Regions from separate parts of the Homo sapiens genome. Here region 1 is linked to region 2. The links are chromatin loops, found by intact Hi-C in ENCODE. Cell type or tissue: heart right ventricle. All regions are shown on one strand. Each heading gives the region's core, and the rest is flanking DNA. Links, peaks and the distances in the headings are about the cores only.

The links. A loop is a pair of places that touch in the nucleus more often than their neighbours do. Peaks named below come from ENCODE experiments on the same cell type or tissue, not always from the same donor. Only the 100,000 strongest peaks of a DNase experiment are listed, where the experiment ranks them.
Region 1: a loop joins it to region 2, with 5 times the contacts of the local background. A loop is called at or near these places in 26 of 110 quality-filtered maps.

The regions. Positions count from the first base shown.
Region 1 is chr20:11,679,527-11,691,511 of GRCh38, forward strand. LOC107985384 (a long non-coding RNA gene) reads right to left here and starts at 7,840. Exons shown (of 1, transcript XR_004837567.2): 1 at 6,802-7,840. In heart right ventricle, for the core only: no CTCF peak of the experiment used is centred there; a DNase peak (open chromatin) is centred at 7,414; H3K4me3 peaks cover 873 bases; H3K27me3 peaks cover 1,773 bases.
Region 2 is chr20:13,099,056-13,111,040 of GRCh38, forward strand. SPTLC3 (serine palmitoyltransferase long chain base subunit 3) reads left to right here. Exons shown (of 12, transcript NM_018327.4): 7 at 11,057-11,162. It also overlaps a transcript of TASP1 not described here. Among named protein-coding and RNA genes, the nearest start is that of SPTLC3, 96 kb to the left of the region's middle. In heart right ventricle, for the core only: a CTCF peak has its summit at 6,994 (motif pointing left); no DNase peak of the experiment used is centred there.

The DNA.
Region 1 (11,985 bases), core at 2,539-10,538, 1.4 Mb before region 2:
CCTTTATGTTAGTCCTGAGCAATGCACAAATCAGTCACATCGGCTTATCAGTTTATTTATTTTTACATATTTCAGAGGATGTGACTGTTTCTCCTGAGTTCAATTGTACTCGTTGGCATAGGATAGATAATGTTTTTGCTTGTGCCTTGATAACAAAACCTAACTGCTTTACCTGTGAGTAGCTTCCTTTCTTATTAACATAAAGCACTTGGTGTAGCTTTGCAAGATAATGTGGAATTGCATTCATTCCTCCAACATCAAACATATGCTTCATTAATATCAAATTAATATCCCAAAGCCTTATCCTTCTGCATTTCTGCCTTTGAGATATTTTAAGGCTAAATTATTGATGGCAATTAAACAGAACCCAGATAGTAACAACATTGCACATAAAACAAATGAAGTGGTAACCAAGTTTTTATAAGCACAGGTAATGCTGCTAGGTTCTGACTTTCACCTGATGCAAAGGGATAGTAAAGGGCAACATCCCATCCTGATTTTGCCAATAGTAAATTGTGGAAAAACATTCACCTTAGTATCAATGAAATATGTGAATGTGGCTGCAATTAGTTATTTGAAATAGAATTTTTCTTCATATTACTTTACAAGTATAAAATAGAATAAACTTAGTAAAGGAGCAGAAACAAATAAAAATGGAATTAACCTTTCTCCCAGCTAAAGGAAACATGAAAACACATTGTTTTTCTTCTTTTGGAAAAAGAAAAAAAATGCATTTACATTTAGAGAGACAAAATATTTCTAGGACCTACATCTAAATAGTAATGTTAGTAATACTCTCTACTGCTTTTCAATGCATATTTAATTATGTTACCTGAAAAAATATATACTCCAAATAAATGATCTAATTCCGGTATTCCATGTACATGGATAGGCGAGGAAGGGAAATAGTCCATGTACATAGATAGGTGAGGAAGGGAGACAGTAGGTTTGGATGGAATAGAGCTTCCTTTGATTCCATCCCATGCCAGGAGTCAACTGCTTATAAGACGTTGTCCACCCTCATCCCAGCCCTAGTGACTCCTTCATTGTACCCAATACTGGGTGCCTAGTAATTACTTCTAAATGATGAAATCTTAGCATATGTGGGAGTAGGAATTGGTGCCCCACCCAAAACCTCTTTAATGGGCCATTTTACCCATCCCTCAGCTACCATATTGATTGTTACTGGCTCAGAGTTGTCCCCTACTTTAATTGACCTTGGACAACAGAAGTCACTTCACTTGTGGGCAGATAGGGAGGGAGGTAAGTCGGTAAGCAGGGTATTTATCCACTCCCTGGGAATGGTCTGCAGCTCATGATTTCAGCCCCTGACATTAGGTACAAATTGGCTATCCTTGACCTCAAGGTGGGAATTACTCGGTGGTACAATTCATACTCCAGAAATCTCCCTGAGATCAGGCGTGAAGTTAGGCTAACCTACTTACTTAACCCATTTTCCTGCCTCACCCTACTGAATTCACATCCCTTGCCCATGTTTCCACTTAAGAGAACCCCACTCTTACCCTCATCTCAATAAATCACCTGCATGAGAATCCTCACCTCCAGCTCCAGGATCAAAGAAACTTAAACCAAGGAAGCTCTATCCCAAGGGTCTTTGCATTTTTATATTGAACCTGTTCCTTTCTCTGTCTCTCCATATGCAGTCAGCTCTACTCGTAGAATCTAGATCAGAAAGACAAACCTGGCTTTGCCTTCGCTAAGTTACTTTTTCATCTGCTACCACTCCTGTCTCATGAAGGGAAGAGAAAGAAAACTTCAAGCTGCATCCTCTACCAACCACCCCAAAGAAAAGAAATAAAGAGATAGAGACTTCTCAGCCATTGCCCAGAGATAATTTCAGAGCTTACAGAGAAAACCTTAAGGAAAATCGTTTTTGAAGCCCTGGACATTTGTCCATCCCTTTAGTAGGGGTCATTCTCATGAATGTGGTTTTAAAAGGTTTTTTTTGGATTCCATCATCTCTCCATCTATTATCGTCCTTTGTCCTGGGCCAGCTGTGCTGTGATTGGCAGATTTACCCGTGCAAAATTCAGTTCCCTTTACAACTCTTTCCCTTTTCACCATGCTTATTTTTTCTAAATTCCTTCTTTTTCCACGCTCATCCATGAGATGGATGGTTGCTTTTTATCTGGGCAGTTCTTCTGAAAACAAAGCCTTCAAAGGATGTGAATCAAAATGTCTCTATGTTGGAGAAAAAATAAAAAAGAAATATCCTTTTGAATCAAAGACCTAAAAATTTCTTGGTAATATTTTTTAAATTTATGCTAATTTCTTCCCTCCCCCATACTTTATTTCCATCACAAAAATATTTTTTTTTTGCTGATGATTTAATTATCATTGTATCACAGTCCCTTAATAGATAGATGTTCTCCTTAAATTACTGTTTAATTCCTTAAGGTTTTACTCTTTAAATTCTTCCATTCTGTTCCTTTCACATAGTTTATGTAAGCATGTTTATCTTTTTCTTATATTCAGTTCCTGATTTATAGTTCTCAAACTCTTTTAGAAAACTTATATAAAATATAAATATAAAAAATAAAAGATTAGAAAAAATTATCTAAAACCCACTGTTTTATGGAGTTTCCTTTGATCCCACTAGTCTGTCTTCTTTTTGATTTTATAAAGGACAGAGATTTTGGTAAGCTCTTAAAGTCCTAAATAAACAGAAGGGTGATCAATTAGTAAGTCAAAATGAAATGATTGTCCCTGAACCCAGATTTGTTTGCACTGGGAATCATAGCCTCTTTCCAGTCTTCCTGCCGTGTTTCTATGCCATTTGACTCCTCTTGCTTTCTCGCATATTCCCAATGTGTCAAAAGGGCACTAGGTGAGTCAAACAGGAGTCAATCAAGAATCAAACATTTTCTGTAAAAGGCCACACAGTAAGAATTTTAGGTTTTGCTAGTCGTGTGGTCTCTGTCATGCTGCTCAATCCTGTGTTGGGGTATAAAAGCAGCTATAGACAATATGTAAACAAATGGGGCTGTTTGTATTCCAATAAAACTTTATTTACAAAAGTAGGCCATAGGTTGGATTTAGACAATGGGCCATAGTTTGCTGACTCTTGAGTTAAAGATAAGAGGACTCTGATATCTAAAGATACATATATTTGGGCTGCTATAGTTATGAATAGAGATCTTAGAGGTACAAAGAGACAGAAATGCAAAAGAAAGGTCTCAAAATTTATCCATTAATTTAATATTATTGTTTAAGGGAATTCTCTAAATGGAAGTAATTTTGTCTTTGTATATTTTCTTTTCTGTGGTCTGTTAATATTTGAGGCAAGATTTCTGTTTTAAAGAAAACATTTGGTACATTCATACTAAGGCAAGAATGGCTAATTAATTTATTATCTTTCCCAAAGTCATTTGCAATTTAACAGAGGCTAAGCCTGCTTTCTATAATCTAGGTCAGTGAATGGGGAGGGAACTAATATTTGTTTGGCACTTACTAGGTTCCAGTTCCTGAATGTCAATCATGTCTTTTTTTTTTTCTTTTTTTTTTTTGAGACGGAGTCTTGCTCTGTCATGCATGCTGGAGTGCAGTGGCACCATCTCGGCTCACTGCAACCTCTGCGTCTCGGATTCCAGCAATTCTCCTGCCTCAGCCCCACCGAGTAGCTGGGACTTACAGGCGTGCGCCACCACACCTGTCTAATTTTTTTGTATTTTTAGTAGAGATGAGGCTTCACCATGTTAGCCAGGCTGGTCTCGAACTCATGACCTCAGGCAATCTGCCCGCCTCGGCCTCCCAAATTGCTGGGATTACAGGCGTGAGCCACTGCACCCAGCCCATGTCATCTTTTTATTCCTCTCAGTAACCCTGTGAGATACAAAATACTATGATGTCAACTTCAAAGATATGGAAACTGAGACTTAGAGTAATTGAGTAACTTGGTCAGAAACAACTAGCTGAAAAGTTGCAGAACTGAAGCTCAATCCTAATACTCTCTTTTTCCAAAATCTGTTCCATACCCTTCAATGGTCCTACCTTATTTTGCAGTGGATCCAAAAGACCCTGAGGTCCCAGTCTCCTTGGAGAATCTGCTGCAAGCTACAGGTTAAAAAAAAAAAATCCTATGAGTTTTGTACACAATTTCAGGAGCTTCACTGAAGTGTGCATGAAATATCAAAGGCTACACAAATCCCTCCAGGTCCCATTTCCAGAGATATATTTCTCCTGAGCATTTCTTTAGAAGCTTGGAATCACATCACATGCCAGCTGCCTATGGACCCTTAGACTCAGCACTTCATTCCAGGTGGCCTTGAGATGCCAGATCAGCCCTGCAGTTATGTTCAATGGAGAAAAGGAGAATGATAGAGGGCAAATCACTTTTAAAAATTAGCTTTTTTGAATGTTTTTGCATTTATTGTGCATTTCCCATGTGCCAGGCAGTGGTTTCAAGTTTTAGATGCATGCCCAGGAGGTAGATATATGATTATCCCAGTTTATGGAGGAGGGTATTTTTTTAGTCTGTTCTCATGCTGCAATAAAGAAATGCCTGAGACTGGCGAAACTGGGTAATTTATAAAGAAAAGAGGTTAAATTGACTCACAGTTCTGCATGGCTGGAGAGGCGTCAGGAAACTTACAATCATGGTGGAAGATGAAGCGAAAGCAGGCACCTTCCTCACAAGGCGAAAGGAGAGAGAGTGAGTGCAAGCAGAGGAAATGCCAGATGCTTATAAAACCATCAGATCTCCTGAGAACTCACTCACCATCACGAGAACAGCATGGGGGAAACCGTCCCCATGATCCAATCATTTCCCACTGGGTCCTTCCTATGACACATGGGGATTATGGGGATTACAATTCAAGATGAGATTTGGGTGGGGACACAGTCAAACCATATCAGATATTATGATACATTACAGAGGCAAGATAACTTGCCTTAAATCACACCCCTGGCAAAGAAAAGACCCAAACCAGGGAAGTTTATTCTCTAGGGCATCAGTTCTTATCCACCTTTACTGCCAGCAAGCCTTCCATAGACCTGTATGTGAAGACAGGTCTCTGTGTCCTACATAGAAACAACTGGAAACCTCTGTGTTGAATATTTATACCTTAAAGCTCCTGGTATTTGTGCTATATACATTGTCGTCATTAAAAATGTGAAGGTAAATATTTATAAACAGCTGTTAAGGAAACTAGACTTCTGGGGAGAAATATTAAACTCAAATTGCTGCTTAGAGGTTTTCTTTTAAAAATATGAATATGCAGACTGACTCTAAATATAAACCTTTTTCCTATTGTAATTCTACCTTTCATAGCCCAGCTAAAAATCTGCTAGAATTCAGCAATAGGTCCCCAGGAAAATGACTGCTTTGAAAATGTTTGGCTGAAATCAGATACTACTTCTCACCTACTACAATGGCTAAAGCAAACAAGACTAGCAATACCAATACTGTAATTGGAGGAGATGTGGAGCAGCTGGAACTCTCAAATACTGCTGTGATGGAATGATAAATGGTGCAAACCTTTTGCTAAATTGTTTGGCAGTTCCCAATAATGTTAAATTCGTTCACCTACCCTATGACCCATCAATTTCACTCCCAGGTATTTATCCAAGAGAACTGAAAAGATACATCCATCCAGATAAATCTAAAAGAATATTCATTGCAACTTTACTCATAAGAGCCACAAACCAATATACAGCCCAAATGTCTATCAACAGATGAATGCATAAACAAATGGCGGTATAACCATATCATGGAATGTTACTCACCAATAAAATGAAACAAACTACATATAGATGCTCTCGATATATGTTCCTACATGGGTGATCTTCAAAAACATCATTCTAAGCAAACAAAGCCAGAAAATGACTACATACTGTGTAGTTTCATTAATATGACATTAGAAAATGCAAACTAATCTGTAATGACAGAAGGCAGATCCATCAGAGGTGTCCTTTGATGAGAGGAAGATTGAAACAAAGGGCACGAGGGAATCTGCTGCAGTGATGAACAAGTTCTTTTTTTTTTTTTTTTTAGAGACAGAGTCTTATTCTGTCACCCAGGCTGGAGTGCAGTGGTGCAATCACGGCTCACGGCTCACTGCAACCTCCGTCTCCCATGTTCAACCGATTCTCCTGCTTCAGCTTCCCAAGTAGCTGGGACTTACAGGCATGTGCCACCATACCGAGCTAATTTTTGTATTTTTTTTTAGTAGAGATGGGGTTTCACTATATATTGGTCAGGCTGGTCTTGAACTCCTGACCTCAGGTGATCCGCCTGCCTCGTCCTCCCAAAGTGCTGGGATTACAGGCGTGAGCCACCATGCCCGGCCTAAGTTCTGTTTCTTGATGGGTGGTGGGTTCCATGGGTGTACATACTTGTCAAAATCCATAGATCAGTATACTTAAAAATCTGCATTTTATTGTATGTAAATTATACTTAAAAAGTAGCAGTACTGGAAGAAACACAAAAACAGTTTTTCGATGAATGCCTATCTTCATCCTTGGGAGGCTCAGCTGTGGGCCTGGCTTCCTATGTCACAGCCTTCCCTGCATGTTTACGGACCATGGCAGGTTCTTCTGCTGGCCCCCTCTGGTACTCAGAGGGGTTCAGGCAGGAAACAGATGCTTTTGAATACTTACTGCCCCACTTTTCGTGCTCTTTGAAGGACGCAAGAAAAAGGAGTCAATCTTTACATGCTTCCCAATTACAAAAAGTAGCTAGGATGGCAACAATCTGTCTTGACTTCCCCTGTGTTTACATCCTCCAACCCAGACCTGAGAAATGACTGTGAAATTCTGACCAAGACTCACTGTTTTGGCAGCTTCCTTTTCCTTTATTTGCTCCCCATCCAAAATTCTCCTCCCTCTTAGGGATGTCTAATTTATACAATTTGTCTAGCAGGTATGGTACTGGTTTAGGCTACATTTGGGAATTCCAGCTGGGGCTGGGAGGAAGTGAAAGAGGAGGACGGTTCCCAGAAGGCGCATAACAGGCATTTTCAGTGGGGGCTTTCCTTCTGCCACTCCGATAAGCCCCTCGAGTTCCTGCCTCCTCCCTAGGAAAGGGTAAGCAAGACAGAAGAAAAGGTCAACAACCACAACCTAGACAGTGAAAATGTCTCTGCCAATTTCGCTGGGGCCCTCCAGGGCTAGTAACCCTCCAACCCACTTAATGAATTTAGAGACACATTAGATTCATTTACATAACAATATTTTAAAGACCACACGATTGCTTTGGAAAATTGTCTTATTTTTTTTTCCTTCCTCAAACTGAACTGCAGAGTTACAAATACCCTCCCAGAGAGCCTCAGAGGAGGCAAACTTGGCAGAGGAGAGAACGGAGAAAAATCCATCCCTTGCAAATGCCAAGCGGAAGAACAATCCCGTTAGGCGGCCAGTTGATGCTTAACTGCGGGACTGGGGGCTCGGGCAGGGATCTTAAACATCATTTCGCGTAGGGAAACAGGCACTCTCCTCTCCCGGAAGACAAGGCTGCGCGTAGGTTTATCTCGGCCTCCTGGAGGACCTGTAGTTTTTGGGAGAGCAGCTGCGAGGGGACAGAATGCTTCGCTGTGGTGGTTCCGCCGCGGGCTCCGCTGCCAGGAGGCCGGCGTGCGCGCAGCTCTGCGGCGGGGCAGGCTGCCAGGGCCCGGGGAGCAGCGGCAGTCTTCCTTGGAGGAGCACCTGTTCTTCCTCTCCCTGCGCCGGAAACGTGCCACCTTCCCCCACCCCATGCTGCTTTCCCCTGCGTGGCTCCATTTTGTCTTTCCTGATGGCAGATACCCCCGCGGCCTTCCTCTCGAACACTTGCGGGGCGCTGGGGGAGGGGACGGCCACGTCAGGCGCATCCCTTTTCCCAACACCCCAAGGTAGCAGCAGCAGCAGGTGCTGTGACATTATGACAAACACTCAGGTCCCCCGTGACTGGATGCGTCACACACTATGTCTAACAGTCGCTGACATCTCATCAATCACGGCCTTGATTATGCTGCTGGGGTCCCTGGGCTCAACTTTGGGCTCTGAACAGAATTTACTGCAAACTGAACATCCTTATTTCCAACGTAGGCAAGCCCGTCTTGTTTATAATGGCATAATCCAGCTGGAAGATCACACTGGCACACTCAAATTGGCCCATCTTTTCTCTTGTCAATATTGCAATTAGGTGCACATCCGGCATCAGAAATTGCTGGGACCTTTTTCTCTCCTGCACTCTCCCACCGTTTATTACAACTGAAGGACACATTTTGTTGTCCCTGAGAGTGATGTATTTGAGGAAAGGCTATGACTCAGTGTATGACAATTAAAGAGGAAAGGACATTGGTAATGATTAACTAGCTTGTCTACATGATGTGAGGCTGTTTGTCAACTAACATTGATTGAGCCAGTAGTCTGTGACCAGCCATGTGTGAGACTCTACTGGGAAACACAGGTAGGAAAAAAATGATTATTGCCCAGGAGAGCCTCAAAATCTAGTTGATAGGATAATTGTGCAAATGTTTACGTAGGAAAATATTGACCACTCTTCTTTGCCTAGTAATAAAGACAGCCGAGAGCCTGACCACAGTGCATGGATCTTCTGCTTTCCTAGATTGGTTCACTCCCTTTCCCCAGAATATTCCCCTGTGTTTTCTTCCTTTAGAAATAGGCTGATGGCATTGTTCTAACTTGAGGCCCCACCCCTCATGTATTTCTCTAAATCAAGGTCAGCAAGCTTTTTATATACAAGATCAAATAGTAAATAGTTAAAACTTCGTGGACCCAGAGGCAAAATGGAGCAACTGATATTGCTAAAAGATTAATAACCTTTTTTTACACTTTACATTTAAGAATGAAGAAAACACTCTTTAGTTTATACACCATACAGAAAAAAGTAGTGGGCTGGATTTGGCCCAAGGTGCACAATTTGCTGTTTCCTTATCTAAATCCTATTTGTCTTTTAAGATCCAGCTCAAACCCCAGGTGCTATGTGAAATATATTTGACACTCCCCATCCAAAATTCTCCTTGCTCTTAGGGATGTCTAATTTATACAATTTGTCTAGCAGGTAATCTCATATATTTATTCACCAGGTAGTATGGTAGGAGAAGGAAGAGTCTAAATTTTCAAATCAAACAATAATTTTCAAATTCTGATTTTGCAACTTACAGCTGAGTGGCATTCTGAAAACTACTTAAATTGTTTGATTCTTGATTTTCTTATCTGTTCAGTTGGTAAAATGTCATATTAATAATTTACACAGAATATTATTAAAAGAAAATACATCAAAAATGTTTATGTGTTAGGTGTTAGTTTTTAAAATTTCCTTACCTAGAACATCTAAAATTATTGACATAAAACATATACCTCCTTTACAGTGCAAAGATTTAATTTATCTAATCCACAGGGCTACGTGCATGAAATAAAATGATATGTTTGAAATGTTGTAAAACCTTAGTAAATATTATATTTATCTCTTCACAAATTATTTCTATATCCTCATCAGGAAAATGTCTTGTGTTAGATATTAAATTACATTTCTGATAAGGACAAATATACCTCATACACTTTAAGTCCTCCACAATGCTTAATTAAGACCTGGTATTTGGCAGGTGGTGAGAATTATTTGCTATTAATTTAAACGATATCCAAAATGCTTTTATACTAAAACTTTTCAAAAGAATGTTATCTGTTTATTTCTATCTGATTGCCCTACTCCTCAATCTAATTCAATCTGTCTTCTCTCCCCAGTACTCAATCAACTTCCACGTCTCTAAATCCAGTGAACATACGTCAGGGCTCATCTTACTTAACTTTTCACTTTTCATCAGCACTGGATTCAAACATTCCCTTTTTTTTGACAGCTGATCCCTTTGAATTTCATGACTGATAGATATGCTTCTTCCTAATTCTCTTCTGTCTCCATTCCTATCTCATTTGCATGATCACCCTCATTTGGAAATAATTCACCATCAGCATTTCTAAAGACACAGTCCTTGCTGTTGTCTCTCCATGCTTTCCATCCATGCCTGTGGTTTCAGATAACACCTACACACAGATTCATCACTAAATTTAATCTCTAGCCAAGAATTCTTCTGTAAGGTCTAGCTCACTCATGTCACTCAAAGACCCCTGAAAGTCAACGTGAGCAAGACTAAATCCAGGATCATGGTAACCACTCATCTCTATCACCCACTAGTTTTTCTTCGGAGTTTTCTATCTCAAAAAAAGGTGTCCCATTCTTCCCTTCAAACAGGCCAGAAACCTGGGAATTATTCTGAACACCTCCCTCTTCCTCATCCCAATAGGTAATCACCAAACTCTGCAGAGTTAGACTCTTAAATAACTCTTGAATTCCTTCCATTCCTTTTTTTTTCATGGTCAATGCCACCACCACAGATCTGATGCCTACAAACTGTGCTAGCTTACCTTCACTTCCTCTGAACCTCCCTGATCTGTCCTCTACTCCACAGACTGATGTTCTCACAATGCAAAAATCCAAATTGGATCACATGACCTTCACACTTATGAACTCCTACTTACGCTTTGTATCAATTTGTGTCAATCCTGAGGGACAGCTCCCCTTAACTCCAGCTTTTACAGCCTAATCTCAAACTGGTCCATCCTTCTTCTGAGTTGTTGTTTCAGCATGTAATTAATCACTCAGCAGAGTGATTATTTGGTAGTTTATCTCTTCTGCTAGGATCTTTGAGAGCATCTAATTGTGCCTGAGTCTACTGATGATTGAAACTCAAACGTGGCATGGTAGTTGGCAAATACCCACTCAATCAACATTTGTGCCATGAGTAAATGGATGGACACATTGGAAAGGATGGCTGGAAGAATTTGACCACCAAAACTCTCTGGTTTATATGAAGAGTCAACCATTAACCAGTTTTTTAAGTTGGAGTATTAATGTTTTTCTTTGAACAGTGGATTATTTTGGGACTTCTAACCTTCATTCATCAATTCACACAGTGTCTAAATGTTTTTTTGCAGATCATTTGGCCTATCATGTTATACAGTCAGTCCCTTTGGATGTAAGATGCAGAGACCCATCCAGGTGAACCCAAGTAATCAAAATTGATTATAAAAATAACATGGAAATAAAGAGCATAAAGCTTTTAGGAGTTTCTATCAAACCAGTCTACAAAATAACTGGGCCTCATGGGCACCAAAAGTTAAGGGCTATTTGGCATTAGATTACCTCATGCTCTTTCATTTATGTGAGACAGGTGCTATCTGAGACCCGATGCTCTGAAGGTGACTTCTACTCTAGTTACCAGTTGATTGTTCCAGCTATGTCCCTTGGCTGACATGCTTATTTATGGGACAGAATCTGATCATCCCAGGTGGCAAACGGTTGGCCTGTTCAGATAGCCATCACTCAGCCAAAGGACTGCGGCCATTGAATCAAGTCTGTATAAGCCAAAGGGAGTTTGGCTTATACAGACTTGTACTCTCTGCTTCCGTAGAGACACCTTGGGACTACTTATCCCAGAAGTAGTCCTTGCTTGTAGGGCTTCACTGAGATCTCTTCTTGGAAGCCAGAACATCTAACTCCAACATGCTTTTGATGTTGAATGCTAGATTCACACTTGTACCCTCCCCCGGAGAACTGCCCTTAGCTATTAGAAGTGAATTTCTTTGGAATGGTTGACTTAACAGCACAAGGCCCTTAATTCCACATTTGAAAAACTAGTATCTCACAAAAGCAAGAAGACAAGTCACAGATGGGGAGAAAAAATTTGTAAATGACATAACTGGTAAAGGACCATTATCCCAAATATACAACAAACTCTTAAAATTCAATAATTAAAAAAATGAACAACTTAATGAAAAAAAAATGGGCAAAAGATCTGAACATGTATCTCACCAAAGAATGTCTACAGAGGGCAAATAAGAATATAAAATGTTCAACATCATGTGTCAGTACAGATTGTAAACTAAAACAACAATGAGATATACCACTACATACCTATTAGAACAGCTAAAATCCAAAATGCTAACATCATATGCTGGTGAGGACGT
Region 2 (11,985 bases), core at 2,468-10,467:
TATGTTGCCTGGCAAAGGGAATTCAGGTTGCAGATGGAATTCAGGCCGCAAAACAGCTAACCTTAAAGAGACTATCCACGTAGGTCTAGTGCAATCATAGGGTTGTTAAATGTGGAAAAGAGTGGCAAAAGAGTGAGGATCAGGGCAATGCAATGTGAGAAAGACTTAAAGAGCCCTTGCTGGCTTTGAAGATGAAAGAAGACCACAAGCTAAGGAATGCAGGAAGCATTTCCCTAGAAGCCGGAAAAACCAAGGACATGGATTCTCCCCTAGAGCTTCCAGACAGAAATACAGCCCTGCCAATATCTTGATTTTCACCCAGTCGAACCCATTTCAGACTTCTGACCTCTAGAACTGTAAGATAAGTTTGTGTTGTCTTAAAGTCACTAAGTGTATTCTAACTTCTTACAGCAGCAATAGGAAACCACTAGGCTTTCATTCACAGGTGCACAGAACCCTTGTTCCCACACACCCACATGTTTAATACAACTTTGAAACACGAGCATATTCTGCTGCTGTTGTATTTACATCACAAAAACAGACCCCTTGAGAGCAGTTATTTCCAGGGTCCTCTGAATGACTTCTTTCTTGAGAGGTGAGGGAAGCAAGAAGTATAAGGACAGGGAAAGAACTGAATGGAGTTATAATATGTACAGCATCAGATGCTGCTGGCTCTGTTTCTTGCTCTGCTATTCCCAAGATAATACTAACTGCTTTAGTATGCAGTGATGTCTTAATCCTTCATATGCATCCACACAGATTGGACTGATAATACAGGGATTGTTTAGGATCTGCAGAAACTGTATGTGCATGACACACACAACCAGTCCAGATAGAAGCTAATAACTTGTGAGACAGGTTTTAAGAATGGCCACCTGCACCAGAGCATTCTTAAACAATGGGATTGTGGAATTTCATGCAACTCTAAACTTGTTCTGCTCTCACAGACTGTCCTCTGCTTCATGTCCTCTCCTTACACCTTAACAATACTCTTCTGCCTGTTGGAGAGGAGGAGGTTCTATTTTTTAGCAGTACCAATGGAAGTGGACATCCTTTGTTATTTAAGCCAACTATAAATGAATCAGAATTCTGGGCCCTTGGATTTTTTAATTCTCTGTAGGAAAAAATACCTAAGATATACTTAAACCTACTCAGACCATCATAATAAACTTTTAAGCCTGTGTAAATAGGCTTGACCATTAACTCCAAAGCTATTCATTATTATTCTCTCTCCATTTCCCACAAAGCCAGAATGAATACCTGAGAAGACTAAATAGAAGGAAAGTTCTGCAAGGGAGCAAAATCAGAACACCGAAAGTCTATTTCCTAAAAAAACAGGAAAAGACTCAGAAGTGCATTTTTAGTGATGCTAAATTCAAAACTGGGTACTAGAGCCAGGCCTGGTGGCTCATATCTGTAAGCCCAACTACTCGGTTAGCTAAGATGAAAGGCTCACTTAAGGCCAGGAGTTCAAGACCAGCCTGGGCAACATAGCAAGACCTCATTTCTTAAACAATAACAACAACAACAAAAAAAACACCTGAGTACCAGAATCTTTTATCACCATAGATTAGTTCTTCTATAATAGTACATGTGGATAATAGCTGAGTCATAACTACTCTATCATTTATTCAGCTTTCACTGGTATTAAGTTCTTAGCTAACTGGTTCATTTAATTTTAACAGCAACCCAGATACAGAGTTCTTTTCATTATCCTCATTTTATTAAAGAGAAAACTAATCCTCAAAGTGATTATATGACCTGCCTAAGGTCAGGCAAATGATAAATCACAGGGGTCAAAATGCAGACCCAAGTCTGTTGCTTTTGTCTTGGTTTGCTTCCCCCAGCAGCAGACCTTGAGACACGGATGTAATCACAAGTCACTTATTCAGAAAGTGATGCCAGGAAGCACCAGTAGGTGAGCAGGGCACAGGAAGCACCAGTAGGTGACCAGGGCACAGGAAGGCAGCCAACATGGTGCATTGTCAAGCAAGTGACCAGAGTGGACAACAGGACCTCGATTCTACTAGGAAACTCTGGGTGCCAGGATAGATAACTCACTGTTATCCCTACCTGTGGGCTGAGGGAGCTGAAGTATTTACCCACAAATTCCCATTTGTGACTGATTGAAGGCTGCTCCCTAATCAGGCTATGTTCCCACAGCCAGAAAAAGAGCTCTTAGGCAAAGAATGGCCTGTGTTTGCATGAAGAAGCTGGGCTGAGAGGGTATAGGCAGGATGTGCACAGCACTTGTTAACACTCTTAACCACTAGCTGAGTCCAGCTATTTGCTGCCAGGCCATATGTAGGAGTCAGAAAGCTATGGTCCCTTGTGTAAAACTCAGTCCAGTGTGATGGCTAATGGAGCCCTATCCTGTTAGTAGCCTCAATTTCAATTCAGAATGCTGAAGTTTGGCCTCTGCATTCTTGCTCGCTGAGTATTAAAAAGATCTCTTTGCATTTTCTACTGTGGGCAGCTTCAGGGACATAGCCAACCCTCAGGCTGCCCTTGTGCTATCCAGCCATTCTCCAGCCATTTCACGGCCTCAGCTACAGAGTCAGCTGCAACCAGGAACCAACACATTTGTTCTCCATGGTGTTTCTGGTGCATTTTGAGGAAATGAGCAAATAATGAAATTATTTTTCCCCAATATTTCTCAGGCTTTCATATGCACACGAGGTACTTGGGGGCTCTTGTTAAAATGCAGACTCTGAGTGAGCAGGTCTGGGTGGGGGCCTGAGATCCTGCATTCTGACAAGCTCCTGGGTGCCGCTGCTGCTACTGCTGCTGCTGCTGTCATGCAGAACCACACTCAGAGCAGCGAGACTGCAGGCAACCTCGGTCCTCAAGTGAGTCACTAAGACTTTCTTAAGCTAGCCTCGGAGAAAAGCTGTTTCTTCAGCTTAGAGAGTTGTCATGAGGTCAGAGGTCCAGGCAGGTCAAGAATTTGGAGTAGTTTAAAAGAAAAAGTGGAAAGGAAGAACCAAAACTCTGCCTACTAAAGACCAAGAGGAGGAAGAAAAAGAAGGCCAGTGTTTGCCAGAAAACTCTGAGCACTACCTAGTCTGCAGAACAAGGGCTCGAGAGGTTGTTTAAGTAAAAAGTTAAACCCGTAAACATGGCTTAGACTACTTTGCAAGCCATGATCTTTTATATTTCAATGTCCAACTTGGATTTCTAAACTAGGTTGCTTAATAAAGCCAGCAATTGCCTCCCTATCTTTTAATGATAATTAAAAGGTATTGAGCCTTCATTGTAATGAGCCATTTACATTCACCAACTCATTTTAGCCTCATAACTACAAAATGAATCACCTGCTACTCTTATCTCCTTTTTGACAGATGAAGAAGAAACATCTATAAAGTGGTGAAGTGACTTAGATACACAGAGCTAGTAAGAGTCAGAGCTGGTAAACCTAGGAAGTCTGACTCCAGAGTCTCCGTTTTTAAGCATGACACGCTACCTCCTTTCCTGGCCTTTTCTACCCTCTGTTTGCCCCTGGATGGCAGAGTGATGAATGTAATACTTGGTAGCCTCCATCTCCCGTACACCTCTCCCAGGGCCAAGGCAGTTTTGGTTAGGTAGATGCTGCCAGCACCCACCTGACTGAGAATCCTAACCACTGGGCTCCTACACTGTTCCCTGAATCATGTCTCACCTTGGTGCATTGAGCCCCCTCATTTAGAGATCCCATCTCAGTACTTTGTCTCATTCCACAATCTCCTTCCTGAGGATCAGAATCCTATGCATTACATCAAGCCCAGAGCCCAAGCCTATTGGACACCCTGTCCCTGGTTTCTAGGTTCTGCCTGTCCTTCATCTCATGCCTACAGAGTCAAAAGTTGCTGCAATTACCCCCTCCCCCTGCAGGGTAAACAGGCCCTGTCCCTAGCACCTGCCTCATCCATAAGCCCAACCCAGGTCACCTGCTCTCAGCTGTCTTTTGCACTCTTCCAAGAAGATCCCTTTGCTTCTTTCAACTGCCTAAGGCTGTGCGACATCTATCCACATGTTTAAAGAGCCATCCAGAAAACCTGAGCCAAAGTCCTTGCACAATCTGCTTTATAAAACTTAAAGGCACCAGATTTTCAGTCAAAAATGCCCTCTGTGATCTCATGGAGAACAGACCCCATAAATGTGACTTTCAAAAAATAATTGTTTTGCTTGACAAAATTGGTCATTGTGATTTTGTTTCCGCCGAAAGGCTAAAAAAGGGGGACAGTCCTCCCCACCACCATCTTAAAAGTAAGAATAATTTCTTTGTCATCATTCATAGCTATTTAAATACCCGCTACTTACTATTTCACATTTGGGCTGAATCTTGAAGGATGAAACTGCATGTCCAAAGGAATAAGAGGAGTGGATATAGAGATGGGGGGTAAGGGACTAGGAACAGTAAAAAGTGACATTCATTCATCATCCATCCATCTTTTCATTTACAAAATATGAGTGCCGCTGATAGGCAGACACAAAAATATTTTTGCTGAGCAACCCAGAGAGTAGGGAACCAAAGGGTGTCTCTAAATGCAGATGAAAGTAGTTTTTGTGGGGTCATGGATGACAAAGAATAAACCACCAACCACACCAGGAGCATATGGAAAGTGGAGGCTGAGTTTCAGCCCCAATCTCGCATTCCTGGATCCATAGGAGAGGGAGCAGGGGCACTGAGAAATGGGCAGTGAGTGAAGATCTCACAGTAGATCTAGGCCTTTGGAAAACCCACAGCTGCACAAGAGAAGAGAAAGGAGGAAGCCCTGATGTATGCAACAGTGTTGCCATTTGACAGTGAAATAAGAGGAAAGCTAAATGTCTGGGTTTTTTCTTCCGGAAGACACACTATGAACTATGCCCTACCTTCTTGGAAGATTCTGGGTCCCTTGCTGCCTTGTGCTTTCTTTTCACAAAACTGCATCTTCAGCTTTTCCAGATCCAGGAGGCTTGCTATTATTAGGGTTTTGAATGTAAGAACAGGCACAGGCTCAGGCTGGCTAAGAGCATTTGTCACCTAAGCCTGATTGTAGCTTTGGACACATAGTTGGATTATTCCAAGTATTTAGTAATTCAGTAATCCAGTTAACTATGCTGGCAAAAGGCTAGGACTGTTTTGCACTAGGCACCAGAACATGGTCTCCACATTTTCATTTCTTATAGCTAGATATTTATAACCATCTGATAGGGTTTGGCTGTGTCCCCACCCAAATCTCATCTTGAATTGTAGCTCCCATAATTCCCATGTGTTGTGAGAGGGACCCAGTGGGAGATAATTGAATTATGGGGGCGGTTCCCCCTATACTGTTCTCGTGGTAGTGAATAAGTCTCACGAGATCTAATGGTGTTATAAAGGTTTTCCCCTTTCACTTGGCTCCCACTCTCTCGTCTGCCATCACGTAAGATGTGCCTTTCCCCTTCCGCCATGATTGTGAGGCTTCCCCAGCCACGTGGAGCTGTAAGTCCATTAAACCTCATTTTCTTTATAAATTACCCAGTCTCAGGTATGTCTTTATCAGTAGCGTGAAAATGGACTAATACACCACCAAACCAGCTCAATCCTTTTAGTCCTCTACAAACCAAAAGAAACCTCCTTAGTGAGTCAAATTTTGTGCTGAGTAACACCAAGGCATTATTAATGCTCAAATAGTGGTCATTTTAAGTCCGTGGTGTGTCATTGTGACTCAAGAACCACACTGTACCATAGCACCGTGTGTGTGTGCCTAGATGGTGTCAAAATTATACTTTTATTTTAATTTCCGTATCTCAGAATTTTCTTATTAAATCAACAAGAACAGGTTTGTTTGGAGGGCTTTTGTTTGGGGAACTTTTTTTAACAAAACTTCTGGCATTGTTTTTTTCATCTGCAAAAAACAAAAACCTAACAGTCCTTCCCTACTTCTCAGAGGTGTCATGGGGATTAACATAATGCAAGTGTAAGTGCCTTAATAAGCATCATTATTTTAAAAAAAATCCCTTGCAGATGTAAGCATGCAGCTTGCTGAAACGGTAGAATCCCATAAGGCCTACAGAACATAAATCACAATCCCTTAAATCTGCGGGTTTGTAACCCACGCACTGTAGCCTTGTAGAACGACAGAGAACCAGAGAGGAACATGCCAGGGGCTAAGGTGGGGCCAGAATCCAGGCCGAGCGCAGTCTTCCCTTTTCCTGTGTAGCTTCTGTGATTCTAAGAGGTCGGAGAGTTCATCCCCTGCAGGAGGAAAAAAAAAATGGCTAATTGATTTTCCTTCTGCTCAAGAATCCTGGTGTGTTGACCCTGGGGGGCTGTGAACTCCACCAAAAGCCACTCCCATGGCTATCTCCATTCAAGTCAAACACAACGAAGTCCCTGACTTGGAAAAGACTGGGATTCCTCTTGCTTCCCTCCGCAAAATGTATAAAACACAGCGCGGCCACCGAAAGTCTTGTTTTCATGTCTTGCGTGTTATTTTTAAAAATGGAGAAAAGCTTCTCTTTAGGACTCGTGGTGTTCATTTTAAAATTCTGGATTAATCCATCGTGTTTATGTGACCTTTTTGGTGCAAAAACAACACAGTGGCCTCTGAATTTACATATTTTTTCCAAATCTTAGAATATTCATTTTAAAATGACTACTAATTTAGTTCACTTGGGTTTAGTTTTTATTCCAGTGTCGTCGGAGCCACATTTACCATCTATCATTTCTGCACAAAAACTTATAAATTCCAAGTCCCAAAGGGAAAACATTCTTAACAGGAATGCTTTTATTCACCATCTCTTTATTCCATTCAGAGGATTTGGTTATAGAAGATGAATAATAGTATAAAATATTATAGACATAATAAATAAAAGATTATAGGAAAGGAAGACTGGTTCTCCAAGTCGCAAGGTTTTCTTCAATATTTTAGGAACTCTGCCTAAAGCAAAAGTGAAAAGAAGATACCCAAATAGGTGAAAGTTTATTAACTGAAAATTTCAAAACAAGAAAGCCGCTTTTTGTTTCCTTGGCTGCCATCTAGTGGTTAATAATGTACGCTAAAACACGCTCTTGGGAACGTTCAAAAAATATCTATCTGCTCGTTTTAAAACAAAACAAAAGATACCATCAATTTTTGAAAATATATTGCAGGTAGGAGATATTTATCTTTTCTAATAATTCTTATTTCTATCCACAAGTGGCATTTCCTTGCCTGTCTCCTAGTCTACGTTCTTTCTCCAGGAAAAGAACATTGATGCAATTATTAGGTAATGATTGAGCCTAGTACTGTGTACTAAGACTAGGGCGAGAAGGATGAGGACGAGGTCCCTGACTTCATGGAAGAGAGACATGAAAGCAAAAAACGAACATCGCGATGAGTGCTTAAAAAATAATAGACAAGTCGGGAGGGACACCAAGGAGGAAGCCCTTAACTCTGTTCTGTATTATTGACGAGAAGAGTTTGGGTTAAGACTTCAGTGATGAGTGAGCATTCTCCAGACAGACAAGAGGAAAAAAAGCATGGAGGAGAATCAGGAGGCTGTGTGTTGGGGGATGTTGACAAACTATGTCAGAAAGACAGGCAGAGGCTATATCAGGAAGGGCCATTCGAGATTGTATTAGGCAACTATTACTGGAACAAACCTCAGTTGCCAATAATAATCAGCAAGTATTTCTCACTGGAGGCTGCAGGTGAGCTGGGGTAACCGTGCCCTACGTGCCATTAATCCTCTCCCAGGGCCAACCTGAGACCAGGGGGCTAGCCTGGGCATTTTCTTTTCCTGTCACTAGCAGAAGCACAAGAGAAAGAGTAGAAATGCATAAGACCTCTTCAGATCTAGGTTTGGAACTAGCAAACTGTCTCTTCTCTGTATTCCGTTAGCCAAAGCAAGTCACTTGGCTGAACCCAAGCCAAGGGGCAGGGAAACGTTCTCCACTGGTGAGAGGAAAGGACTGCAAAGTCACAGAAGAAGGAACTCAAATGAGGTGGAAAATGGGCCAGTAATGTAGTCTGCAGCAAGTTCCATCTTGGAAATGGGTTTGAGGTTCCCATATTTGTCTAAAAAATGGTAAGAAAAACATTATATCGATCAAAGTAGAGGTCTCGCTTTGCGTTATGGGTTCCAGACCCCAGGGATACTGAGCATACAAACGTCTGGGCCCTGACCCACACCAACTGATTCAAAATCTCTGAGTAGAAATTTCGAGAATCTGCATTTTAACTGGTTACCCAGATGATTATTTCTATTCATCCTGAAGGTTGAGAACCACTGGAAGATTAATGAGAAAATAGAAAAAAAAGTCAAGGAGAAAACATAAAAGGAAAATGGGTTAAAAGAGGAAATAGTGCTCACAAAGAATACTAGAAATAGTGGGAAAAGGAATAAGAAAAACTAATGAAAAATGGTGTCCAGATGGCAGAGGGAAGAAGCTTAAAAGATAAGTGTGTGTTGAATTGTGTCAAATGCTGCCCACGGTCAAGTAGAACAAGAACTGAAGAAAGCTCTGTAAATTTGTCAATTAGGTAATATTATGTGAAAAGAACACAATAGTGATGCCAGGATATCAGGAGGCCTGTTTTGCAGATAAAAAGAGAAAAAAACAAAGAAAAGGAAAGTGGCATGAAATAAAACAAAGATCCACCATTCTTCCAATTCTTCTTTCACGGGTCCTTACGATCTTGGTGAAATTGATTAATTCCACATTTAAACTGACAAAGCACCTAAAGAGTTAGTTTCTGGCTAGTGATTAAAGAAAGGAAAGGAAAATGACCTTTTTTTTTTTTTTGTATCTGTTGGTTCTGATAACATGCCAGATATTATTGGTAGCATACAGGTAGCATACTATATCTAATACCTAAGGCTTTATATATTTGAATAAAGAATTATTCCCTTAATTCTTCATTATTTCATTATATATTTCCTTTATTTTTTCATTATTTATGTGATGTTTTCTTAAGGATGTTAAAGGAAGTCAAATAGTGTATTAACACTACTGTTTGGATTTCCAAGAGATCTTGCTAGTATGCAGCATCTTATTCATGTCACATGCTTTTTCTGAATTTCAGGACCCGATACCCAGTCTCTAGTGGGTGGATGCTGAGGACAGCTTGGAAGGTGCCATGCTAACAGGGGCCTCTCAGAGATGAGGTTCTGATATTGCACTATCAAATTCTGACTTGTCCTATCCCACTCCAAGTCATAGGAAGTCACCTTTATTTAAATGTGGTTTGCTTAAATGTACTTGATAATTAAAAAGAAACACACACACACAAATATATTCACAACTCTATTTCAAAGAACTATCTTGTGGCCTCATTGAATGTGGCAGAGTTGCAGTGTGGAAAAGTTAATGCAGCCACTAATGCATTCACTCAGCTTTGGGGGAAGCCCTAAAACAGATCTGAGCACAGACTGGAGACTCAAAGACAAAGTTGAAGGGCTCTCCATTGAGACCAAGAACTGCAGCTAATTTGAGCCTAGACCAGTGAGTGATAAGCCAATGCACATACGCTTCTTGAGAGCTTTGTCTGTAGTGGTCAAAACCAGTACTGACTATGCAGCTTTAGATTTATCTTTTTTTTTCACTTTGAGACAGAGTCTCGTTCTGTCACCCAGGCTGAAGTGCAGTGGTGTGATCTCGGCTCACTGCAACATCCGTCTCCTGGGTTCAAGCAATTCTCCTGTCTCAGCCTCCCAAGTAGCTGGGATTAGAGGTGCCTACCACCATACCCACTTAATTTTTTGTATTTTTAGTAGAGACTGGGTTTCACCATGTTGGTCCCGAACTCCTGACCTCAAAGATTTAGCTTTGCTAGATGTCACCTTTTGTGAGCATTTTAAATGGTGTTTCTAATGCCTGGTGAACATTGCATAACAGTCAAGCCAGCAGTTAAGTAGCATCTCCATCTTTTAAAATTAAGATTGGATTCTGGACCTAAGTATTTCAGTTTCATCTTCTCAAAAAAGGGAAAGCTTAGGAAATGCAAAAAATACACAGTACAAATATAATCAGTCTAAAAAATATGCCCATAAACCTCGGCCATTTTTTTCTTGCTAGGCTTAAATGTTAAAAACAAAATAATACACACACATGTACATATATACCAAACAGCTAGGTTGGTAGGCAAGTTCTTCTAAATGACCTCTCAACCCAAGCCCAGTCATCAACCTCTGATAGCAGATAAATGAATTGTCACTATTGATTATATTTGACATTAGAAGTTAACAAGATTATTCTGCCAGACATTCATCCTCCCTTGTTCTACATCACCATTTCATTTGAGAAGAAGGGACAATGGCTTTCACATAAGGCAGCAAAGGGTAGTGTTACAAATGTGGATTACAGTACAGACTACATGGGTTCAAATCCTGATTCTGTTGCTTATGATAGACCTCAGGCAGTTTACTCAACTCCTCTGTGTCTCAGTTTCCTGAACCACAGAATGGAAATGCTACTAGTACTTCCTCCAGATGGTTCTTATGAGGATTAAATGAGGTATGACAAAAACTGAGCTTAGAAGGGTGCCTGGCACACAGATAGGGCTCAATAACTGTGAGCTATTATTGTGTTCAGAGATCCCCAAATATTTTGAAAAAGAGGCTTAATTGTCCCACTGCTTTAAAGTTTTGAAACTTCTAAGACTGGGGGATGTCAGAAATCAAGGCTCAAAGTGTAGGAAGTGAGATCCGTGCAAACTCAGCTAAACTCTAACATGCTCATGTCTACACGATTGATGAGTGGTATTAATTATGTCTCTCAGAGTTCATTTCAGCCTGCAACAAAGCTTAGACCTAAGAGATGCATTTAACGTAGAATTTCAATCTCTCTAAGGCAGGCGGGGAGAGCCTTTAAGAGCCTAGGAAACCATGCCCCACTGGTGAGAGTTTACTCTGCCTACTTGTACAAATCCAACTATTTGTCTTGTCAGAGTTAAGTTCTACTGAAAAATAGACCTCTGTCTCTCTCTCCCTAAGGGTTCTCTGATTCTGAATTTGTTCTCTGAAAGTTTAGGTCTGAGTGTGAACATAAAACATCTGGAAAAAGAAAGTGGAAAAGGAAAAGTAAACCCTTTCATGACTCAATTTTTTTTTTTGGTATTATTTAAAGACACACAAAGCCTAGAGAAGCTCCTGAGAGATGCTGTCATCTATGGCCAGCCTCGAACCCGCAGAGCTTGGAAAAAGATTCTCATCCTGGTGGAGGGTGTCTACAGGTATGTAAATAACAGGACACATTTTACGACTCGGAGGCCTGCAGCAAGCTGACCAGTGCGGAAAGGCTCACCTTTCCTAGCTAAACAGAGAAATGACTTAGAATTGGTTATATGACACAGGGACCTGAGACAGAGCCACCAATGGGAGCTGTCAGACGTGGGTTATCTGTCTTTTTGATGACTCTATATATGGCACAGCAGCTTGGAGGCTGGCCGGCTTGTGAAGGCTTCCTCAGAAATATCCTCTCAAGGCATTGCTAACTTGAGTTGATCTTTCCACTACCTTTGACTGCCCCAGAGTTTCAAAGGCGTTTCGCAGCTGGGTTATTCAAGATCAAAACACTCCTTGCCTTTATGACTGGTAGAAATTGTTGATGGGTGGCCCGGATGCCCCTACCTGGACAGCACGCCCAACCCCCAGCTGCTTGCTGAACTTTGTTAGTGATTGCCATCAATACAAAAGATCTGCCTGTTTTCCCCAAGGTAGGAGTAACCTGGGGTGCAATTCTTGTTCCAGAGCCAGCGGGTAGGAATGGGCTGATGTCTAGTCCATAAGCCAAGGAGACATTATTTCAGAGTGCCCAATCCTGAATCAATTCTCAAACAATCCTGACGTTAGGCAAATTGAGGGGGATATCTCCTATAATGATAGAAAAGTGAAAAATATTAAAAGGAAGGAAGTGAAGGCTGTTCAACTTTAAGACAAGGAGGAGTGTGGCTACAAAGGAGACTTGAGGATAGACATAGGATTTCTTTCAGCCCGCTAATCTCATTAGTCCCTGAGTGCACATTTTTTCTGCTGCATGAGTGGATAATGAGCAGC